2 separate regions of the Homo sapiens genome follow, and region 1 is linked to region 2. Evidence: chromatin contacts called from ENCODE Hi-C or POLR2A ChIA-PET data. All regions are on one chromosome and are shown on one strand. The core of a region is the stretch at or near the end of the contact, and the rest is flanking DNA. Distances in the headings are between cores, read along the strand shown.

Evidence for each region. A loop is a pair of places that touch in the nucleus more often than their neighbours do. ChIA-PET counts read pairs that join two places held with the same protein, here RNA polymerase II (POLR2A). Pooled maps may share reads with other maps.
Region 1: a loop to region 2 is called in a map of CD8-positive, alpha-beta T cell, with 27 times the contacts of the local background. The contact joins the enhancer-like site here to the promoter of BIRC5 in region 2. A Hi-C loop is called at or near these places in 22 of 168 maps with a recorded cell type or tissue (B cell, CD14-positive monocyte, CD4-positive, alpha-beta T cell and 14 more), 20 of 37 single-sample maps with no recorded cell type and 26 of 50 pooled maps. POLR2A ChIA-PET finds 5 or more read pairs at or near these places in 19 of 52 experiments (A673, AG04450, B cell and 14 more).

The regions. Positions count from the first base shown.
Region 1 is chr17:78,251,920-78,255,963 of GRCh38, reverse strand. LOC105371910 (a long non-coding RNA gene) reads right to left here. Exons shown (of 2, transcript NR_164160.1): 2 at 3,473-4,044. It also overlaps the pseudogene THA1P. Among named protein-coding and RNA genes, the nearest start is that of TMEM235, 22 kb to the right of the region's middle. RefSeq lists enhancers at 1,305-1,574, 1,125-1,842, 1,843-2,561 and a silencer at 1,605-1,754. Within about 2 kb of position 1,368, at least 31 of the 41 ENCODE cell types and tissues checked have a DNase peak (open chromatin) inside an H3K27ac peak, as active enhancers do; they include A673, B cell, CD14-positive monocyte and 7 more, where a contact is called at or near this core.
Region 2 is chr17:78,212,026-78,215,773 of GRCh38, reverse strand. It overlaps BIRC5 (baculoviral IAP repeat containing 5), which reads right to left and starts at 1,521. Exons shown (of 4, transcript NM_001168.3): 1 at 1,347-1,521; 2 at 985-1,094. The coding sequence starts at 1,457. RefSeq lists an enhancer at 875-1,776 and a silencer at 3,673-3,748.

The DNA of each region.
Region 1 (4,044 bases), core at 119-2,618, 40 kb before region 2:
AGGAGCTTGAGACCAGCCTGAGCAACACAGCAAGACCTTGTCTCTACGAAAAACACAGAAAGATTAGCCAGGCATAGTAGCACTTGCCTGTAGTCCCAACTACTTGGGAGGCTGAGGTGGGAGGTTCACCCAAGCCCAGGAAGTCAAGAATGCACTGAGCTGTAATCACACCACTGCACTCCAGCTTGGGGGATAGAGTGAGACCCTGTCTTAAAAAATTAAAAAACAGCCACAGTGGGGTGACCACCCTGAGCTTACAGCAAGCCAGGCATTGGGGTCAGCACCAAACACATATCCAGTCACTGAATGCTCACAACAGCCCAATCTGCAGTTGAGGAAACCGAGGCACAAAGAAGCTACATGGCTTGTCCAAGGCCACACAGCTGGCTTGAACTTCAGCACCACCCTGCCCCCATGGAGGCAGTCCACCCAGGGGCAGGGGCCTATGGAGGAGGGGCTCCCCACGCATTCTTTTAGCGGTCTCCCCTTAGACTGGAACCCGGCTGGAGACATAGCCCTGTCCCCCAGCCTGGCACCTGGACACCTGGACACTGCCTGGCGCACCGAACTTGCTCAACAAATCAATACTGAAGATGGTAAACGAGGGAAGCTGTGTTTTAGGGGCAGCATGAAACAGTGATTTAGGGCTGCCCTCTGGAGACAGCGGTACCCCGCCCGGACCAATTCCTACCCAAGTGGCCTCCAGCTGTCCGTTAGCTCCGCGTCTCCTGTTCCCCATCTGCAAGACAGGGATAGCAATAGTGCTTGTCTCCTAGAGTCGTTGGGAGGTTTAACTGAGCTAACATTTGCAAAGGGCCTGGGGCAGAGCCTGGCACATGGCAAGTGCCACATGAGCGTCTGTGTTATAAAAGCTCGCCCAGGGCTGGGTGCAGTGGCTCACGCCTGTAATCCCAGCAATTTGGGAGGTCAAGTCGGGTGGATCACCTGAGGTCAAGAGTTCGAGACCAGCCAGGCCAACATGGTGAAAACTCCTCTCTACTAAAAATACAAAAAAAAAAAAAAATTAGCTGGGCGTGGTGGCGCGCGCCTGTAATCCCAGCTACTCGGGAGGCTGAGACAGGAGAATTGCTTGTACCTGTGAGGCGGAGGTTGCAGTGAGTCAAGATCGCGTCACTGCACTCCAGCCTGGGCGACAAAGCGAGACTCTGTCACACACACACACACACACACACACACACACACACACACACACACTCGCTCGGCCTCGGTTTCTCCTTCAATGAGCAGAACCTTCTGCTTCAGCATCACGGGCTCGCTGGTTCTCCGCCGCGACGCAGCCCGTACTACAACTCCCAGCGTGCCACGGGGCCCGTTCGCAGACGCTCGCGCACGCCCGCCGCGAGGGAGCGCGAACTACAACTCCCAGCGTGCCACGGGGCTCGCTCCCTGGACCCCCGGCCCAGGGCGGCTGCTTCCCAGCTCTAGGAATTCTGGCCGCACCGACCACGTCGCTCTCGCCGCCTTCGCTGGGGAGTAGAGGAGTCAGCAGCTCCCGCCGGGGTGGGGAGTCGGGCGCTGCCCGCGCCATGCTCCGCAGACTGGCCCGAGCGGCGGCCCCGGTACATGGGGCGCTCCGGGCGGGGTGTGGGAGCGCGGGGGTCGCAGCCTACGTGGTGGGCCTGCGCAGCGACAAGGTGACCAGGCCCGGGCCGGCCATGAGGTGCGTCATGGCCGAGGCGGTCGTGGGGGACGACGACTACGGCGAAGACCGGCGTGCAGGCCGGGGGTCGTGGAGGCGGCAGCGGAGCGCTGTCCGTGATGGTCTGGGACGCAGGGGAAGTGGCTCCCTTGGCGCTTAAAACCCATTTATGCCTAGTGTTCCATTATTGGAACGCTAAGCATCTGGGAGGTATTTATGTCCTACTGCTCAAGGTCATCGCCAAGGTCTGATGGCAAAAATTCAAAAAATTGCAACCTCCGACATAAATGGGTGTAATGAACACCTGCCACAGGATAGGCTTGCCGTCTGCGTGCGTGCTGCTGTTACCTGAAAGTTAGAAATGCAGATTCCGGCCGGGCGCAGTGGCTCAAGCCTGTAATCCTAGCATTTTGAGAGGCCAAGGCAGGCGGATCACGAGGTCAGGAGTTCGAGACCAGCCTGGCCAACATGATGAAACCCCATCTCTACTAAAAATACAAAAATTATCTGGGCGTGGTGGTGGGCACCCGTAATCCCAGCTTCTCAGGAGGCTGAGGCAGGAGAATCACTTGAACCCGGGAGGCAGAGGTTGCAGTGAGCTGAGATCGTCCCACTGCATTCCAGCCTGGGCGACAAGAGCGAGACTCCATCTCAAAAAAAAAAAAATAAAAATAAAAATAAATAAATAAAAGAAATGCAGATTCACATGGCCTGCCGAGAAGAACCTGCATTTCTATAGGCTCACCAGGTGGTTGTGTGTGTCCTGCATTGTCACCCAGCTGCCCCCTGAGATGGGTGATGTCCAGTCTTGCAGAGGAGGGTTCTGAGATGTGGAGGGAGGCGCTCCAGGCCCCATACTTAGTAAATGGCAGAACCAAGGTTTGAACCCGGGTCTTCTGACTCTGAAACCCACAACTGTTCTCCTGCACTGCCTTCCCCCACAGAAGGCAAATGGAAAATAGATGTAGAAAGGGGCAGGTTCTACAGGCTGCACCTCGCAAGGAGTGGGTTCTAATAACCTAGGGAGTGTCTCCAGGGTACAGCGACCCCCAGCCCCAGCCCTGGGTTGTGAGTTGCCATAGTGAACCACTTTGACTGTTGGGGTGTGCACACCCCTCAGCTAGGCCAGGACAAGCCATGGGGTCACCAGTTGAATCCCGAGGGCCCGTCTGCTAAGGGGTTAAGGGATGGCTGGGGCTAAGCATGTATCCAGCTGCTGCCCAGCGTTGCTGGAGATGCTGATCTCCATGCTCCCAGGCAGCCTCACATGTCAACAAGTCACTGCCGCTCAAGGAGAGGCTGGGGAGGCGCTTGAGTTGATGGGAGTCTAGAGAGGGTGCCCTGGGAAGCAGAGGATGGGGCGAGGCTGTGGCTCACGGGGAAGGGGGCTTCACAGAGGAGCCCTCCTGCAGGCTGAGTGGAAGCATCCCAGGCAGGGAAGGGAGCGCCGGCTCACAGGGCAGGGGTCTTCAGGAGCAGAAGCAGACTGGTGAGAAAGGTCTTCAGGGCGCAGGTGGGGATGTGGCAGGTGTGGAGAGTGCAGGAGGCTCTGAGGAGGGGGGGCAGAGGCCAGGTCACTCCAGCCCTGAGTGTCATGCTAAGGACTTGATGCCACAGTTGGGGGGACCACAGTGGGCTTTACAGCAAGAGCGGGAGCCTTCCTCACCCTCCAGCTGCACCCTCACACCCCGTCCAGCCCCCCACTCATCCCTCCTGACGAGGAAAGGAAGTCAGCAGAGAAACCACAGGCCCCACCTGCAAAGGGCTGAGGGGAAAGGAAGTGAGACAGGTGTGAGGTCTGCCGGGGACAGGTTCAAACCACAAGAGAGGTTCTTGGGGGGAGCGGGGAGAGGCCATGGCCCAGGGTAGGTGGGGTGCAGAGTTGACTGAGGGCCCTGTGGGGCTGGATGTGTGGTTGCTAAGCCCACAGAGTGTGCAGCTGGTGGATGGGGCTCCAAACCCACTCAGCTGCTCACCGGAGCCTCGGGCTAGGGGCCTCACCTGGGCTCAGGGCGTGCTCTGGCCCAAGTGACACAGGGAAAGCAGCATGGACGGTGCTGACACCCGAGTGTGCAAGCACAGCGGCTTCCCTGTCCCTCCGCAGAGCTGCAAGAAATGGCTGTGGAGCTGCTAGGGCTGGGGCGCACCCTCTTTGTGCCCTCCAACACTATGGCCAACCTCATCTCTGGTGAGCGCAGGGCGACTTCTGTCTGCCTAGCAGGTCCTCAGTGCATATGGGGGGGCTCTGACACTCATGGACCACATTCCTCCATTTCTGTTGGGTTGGTGGGGAGCCCTGGAAGGAGATGGGGGAGGAGGACAGTGGGGGCTGCAGGTCTGCTCCTCCCTAGCTCCTCTTCCGAGGGTCCCCAGGGCCTCTGGGC
Region 2 (3,748 bases), core at 272-2,771:
ATATCATAACACTTATTCATTTTCAAGAAGAATACCACTGATCTTTTCCCAGTGATTACGGGGATGCAGTATAACCACCATAGCAAACATACTAAGAAAAAAAACAGCTACTCTCTTCTGGCCAAAAAGAAAAACAACTGGGGTGATTCTCCAGGGGAAAAAAATTAAAGCTGTGGAAGCAACTGAATCCGACAGAAAAAAAGGTGAGAAAAGAATATGGCATTACAGTGTGGAAAGACAGATACCATCCGAGTACAGAATTTCATTGTCATTAACTAGGCATCTTGAAGAAAAAAATCCAGAACAACACTGAAGTATATGCTTTCTTTCTTTTTTTTTTTTCAATTTTTTATTTTTATGACGGAGTCTCGCTCTGTCGCCGAGGCTGGAGTGCATTGGCACAATCTCGGCTCACTGCAACCTCCGCCTCCCAGGTTCAAGCGATTCTCCTGCCTTAGCCTCCCGAGTAGCTGGGATTACGGGCGTGCGCTACCATGCCCGGCTAATTTTTGTATTTTTAGTAGAGACGGGGTTTCGCCAAGTTGGCCAGGCAGGTCTTGAACTCCTGACCTCAGGTGATCCGCCCGCCTCAGCCTCCGAAAGTGTGAAGTGCACACTTTCAAAGGGTAATTTTTGTGCTGTGTAGGTTATATTTCAATTAAACTGTTTTTTAAAAAATCTCAAAAAAAGCACTTGGACGTTCCTGGGAGTTCACAACAACAGGGTCTGCTGATGTATTCTGTTGAACATGAAAGGCATCAGGCATCTTACGTCCACCCCAAGGCATTTTGGTCAAATGAGATTTAATTAGGTTGTAAGCATCACCAAGGCACCAGCATATAGAGAGGTATCCGTTCACAACAGCTGTTTAAGAAGCAATGAGGGTGGAAAGCAACCCTCCCATACTAAGTGTCTTTGCAACTCAAATCTTTTGACAACTCAGTTCAAAACAAAGCCCATCGAGGCTGGCCAGAGAAGACTTACATGGGGTCGTCATCTGGCTCCCAGCCTTCCAGCTCCTTGAAGCAGAAGAAACACTGGGCCAAGTCTGGCTCGTTCTCAGTGGGGCAGTGGATGAAGCCAGCCTCGGCCATCTGCAAGGGACAGCACAGCTCGTGAGTGGACGTGGCAGCCCGGAACCCCGAGGCCCAGCCACAAAGGCCTCGATGGGGACAAAGCAGGGAGGGGAGGCCGGCCTGGACCCAAGGGGCCCAGCCACAGTGGCCTCGCTGGGGACAGGACGGGGAGGGGAGGGCGGCTTGTACCCCCGAGGCCCAGTCACAGTGGCCTCGCTAGGGACAGGGCAAGGCGGGCGTGGGGGACCCCAGGAGGCCGGGCAGTCTCACCCGCTCCGGGGTGCAGGCGCAGCCCTCCAAGAAGGGCCAGTTCTTGAATGTAGAGATGCGGTGGTCCTTGAGAAAGGGCTGCCAGGCAGGGGGCAACGTCGGGGCACCCATGCCGCCGCCGCCACCTCTGCCAACGGGTCCCGCGATTCAAATCTGGCGGTTAATGGCGCGCCGCGGGGCATGTCGGGAGCGCACGCCCTCTTAGGCGGTCCACCCCCCGCGGCCTTCTGGGAGTAGAGGCGGGGCGGCGCGGGGTGTGCCGGGAGTTGTAGTCCTCCCGCCGCGTGGCTCTGCCCGTGGTCGCGGTGCACCCAGCGACGCCGCGCCAGCTCGTCCCTGCCCACACCTAGCGCCCCCTCGACTGCTTTCAAAGAACGCGTGCAGGCCGGGTGCAGTGGCTCACGCCTGTAATCCCAACACTTTGAGAGGCCTAGGCAGGAGCATCACTTGAGTCCTGGAGTTCAAGACCAGCCTGGCCATCACGGTGAAACCTTGTCTCTACTAAAAATACAAAAATTAGCTGGGCGTGGTGGTGCATGCCTGTAATCCCAACTACTCGGGAGGCTGAGGCAGGAGAATCGCTTGAACCCGGGAGGCAGAGGGTGCAGTGAGCTGAGATTGTGCCATTGCACTCCAGCCTAGGCAACAAGAGCAAAACTCAGTCTAAAAAAAAAAAAAAAGTCAGACAGGAGAGCTTTACAGGGTGCCACCTCTGCAAAAAGCATCTACTCCAGACGGGCATGAAGGACAAATGAACAGGGGAGGGATGGAGTGCAGCAGACATCGCTGTCCCGGCGAGTACATCGTTGACTGCACGACCTGGGTTTCCAGGAGGGCCACCTTCTGGAGTCAGGGGCCAGGGACTGGGCCACTACCGTGATAAGAAGACAAGGGAGCTGGGGAAAGCCCAGTGGAGGGTGGGGGCCTGTGCTCAGGGCAAACTCCTCCTTTCCCTTCGCAAAGCAGGGCGTCCCACCAACAGTAAGTCCTGCAGCCTATTAAAAAAAAAATCAGTGTGTCCTCTGCTTTGGAACAGGGTGTTCTGGAGTCACTTCTGGAGCTGGGCATCACATCCACTCACTTCTCTGGTTCTATGGCCAGAGATAAGAGGCCTGGCCTTATTAGCCCTCCAGCCCCACGCAGGCCTGGTGCCTCCACTGTCTTTTTCATTTTGGGGTTTATTTATTTATTTATTTATTTTTGCAACCTCTCCCCACCCCTCCCACCCCGCCCCCATTCTTTAATACAGTAACTTTTTATTTTGATGTTTATTTATTTATTTGAAACTGAGTCTCGCTCTATCGCCCAGGCTGGAGTGCAGTGGCATGATCTCAGCTCACTGCAACCTCCTCCCCGCCACGGGTTCAAGCGATTCTCCTGCCTCAGCCTCCCGAGTAGCTGAGATTAAAGGCATGCACCACCACACCAGGCTAATTTTTGTATTTTTAGTAGAGATGGGGTTTCACCATGTTTGCCAGGCTGGTCTCAAACTCCTGACCTCAAGTGATCTGCCTGCCTCGGCCTCCCAAAGTGCTGGGATTACAGATGTGAGCCACTGCGCCCGGCCCGATGTCAATTTAAATAAAAGATAATTGCAAGAATAGTACAAAGAATACTCATATACCCTTCACCCAGATTTTCTGTTTATGTTTTGCCTGTTTCCTTTAACATTCACTCTCTGCTTCTTCCTCCCTTTCTCTCCTCCTCTCCCTCTCTTACCCCTTCCCTCTCTCTACTCCCCGCTCTCTCTCTGTCTCCTGTTTTCCTTTCTCTCTCCCTCTCCCCAACCTACTTTCTCTCCCCTAGTCTCTCTCCCCTCATATATGTGAACACACACACATCCCTGTATGTGTATATATCACATGCATGTATATGTATGTATATGGGTGGTTTACCTGAACCGTTTGTAAGTTGAAGGCATTACCATACTACCCCGAAATACTTCATTCTCTTACACAACCACAACACAATCATCAAAATCAGGAAACTTAACTTCGCTGCAGTTATCAAATCCAGTTGACTTTGGCAGGTCGCCCCTGGGTCCTGCTGATTGGCTCGCTAACCGGGCCCTGGCACCACCATGGCCTCTGCTGGGGTGGCCCCCAGGCACAGACCAAGGACGCACCACCTCCACTGGCAACCGCAGCAGTTGCCTGCCCTCAGGAGGGAGGAAAGGAACAACTCCTTTTCACTTTTTTTTTTTTTTTTTGAGACAGAGTCTTGCTCTGTCGCCAGGCTGGAGTGCAGTGCAGTGGCACAATCTTGGCTCACTGCAACCTCCATCTCCTGGGTTCCAGCAATTCTCTGCCTCAGCCCCCCCAGTAGCTGGGATTACATGCGCCCGCCACCATGCCCGGCTAATTTTTTTGTATTTTTAGTAGAGACGGGGTTTCACCATCTTG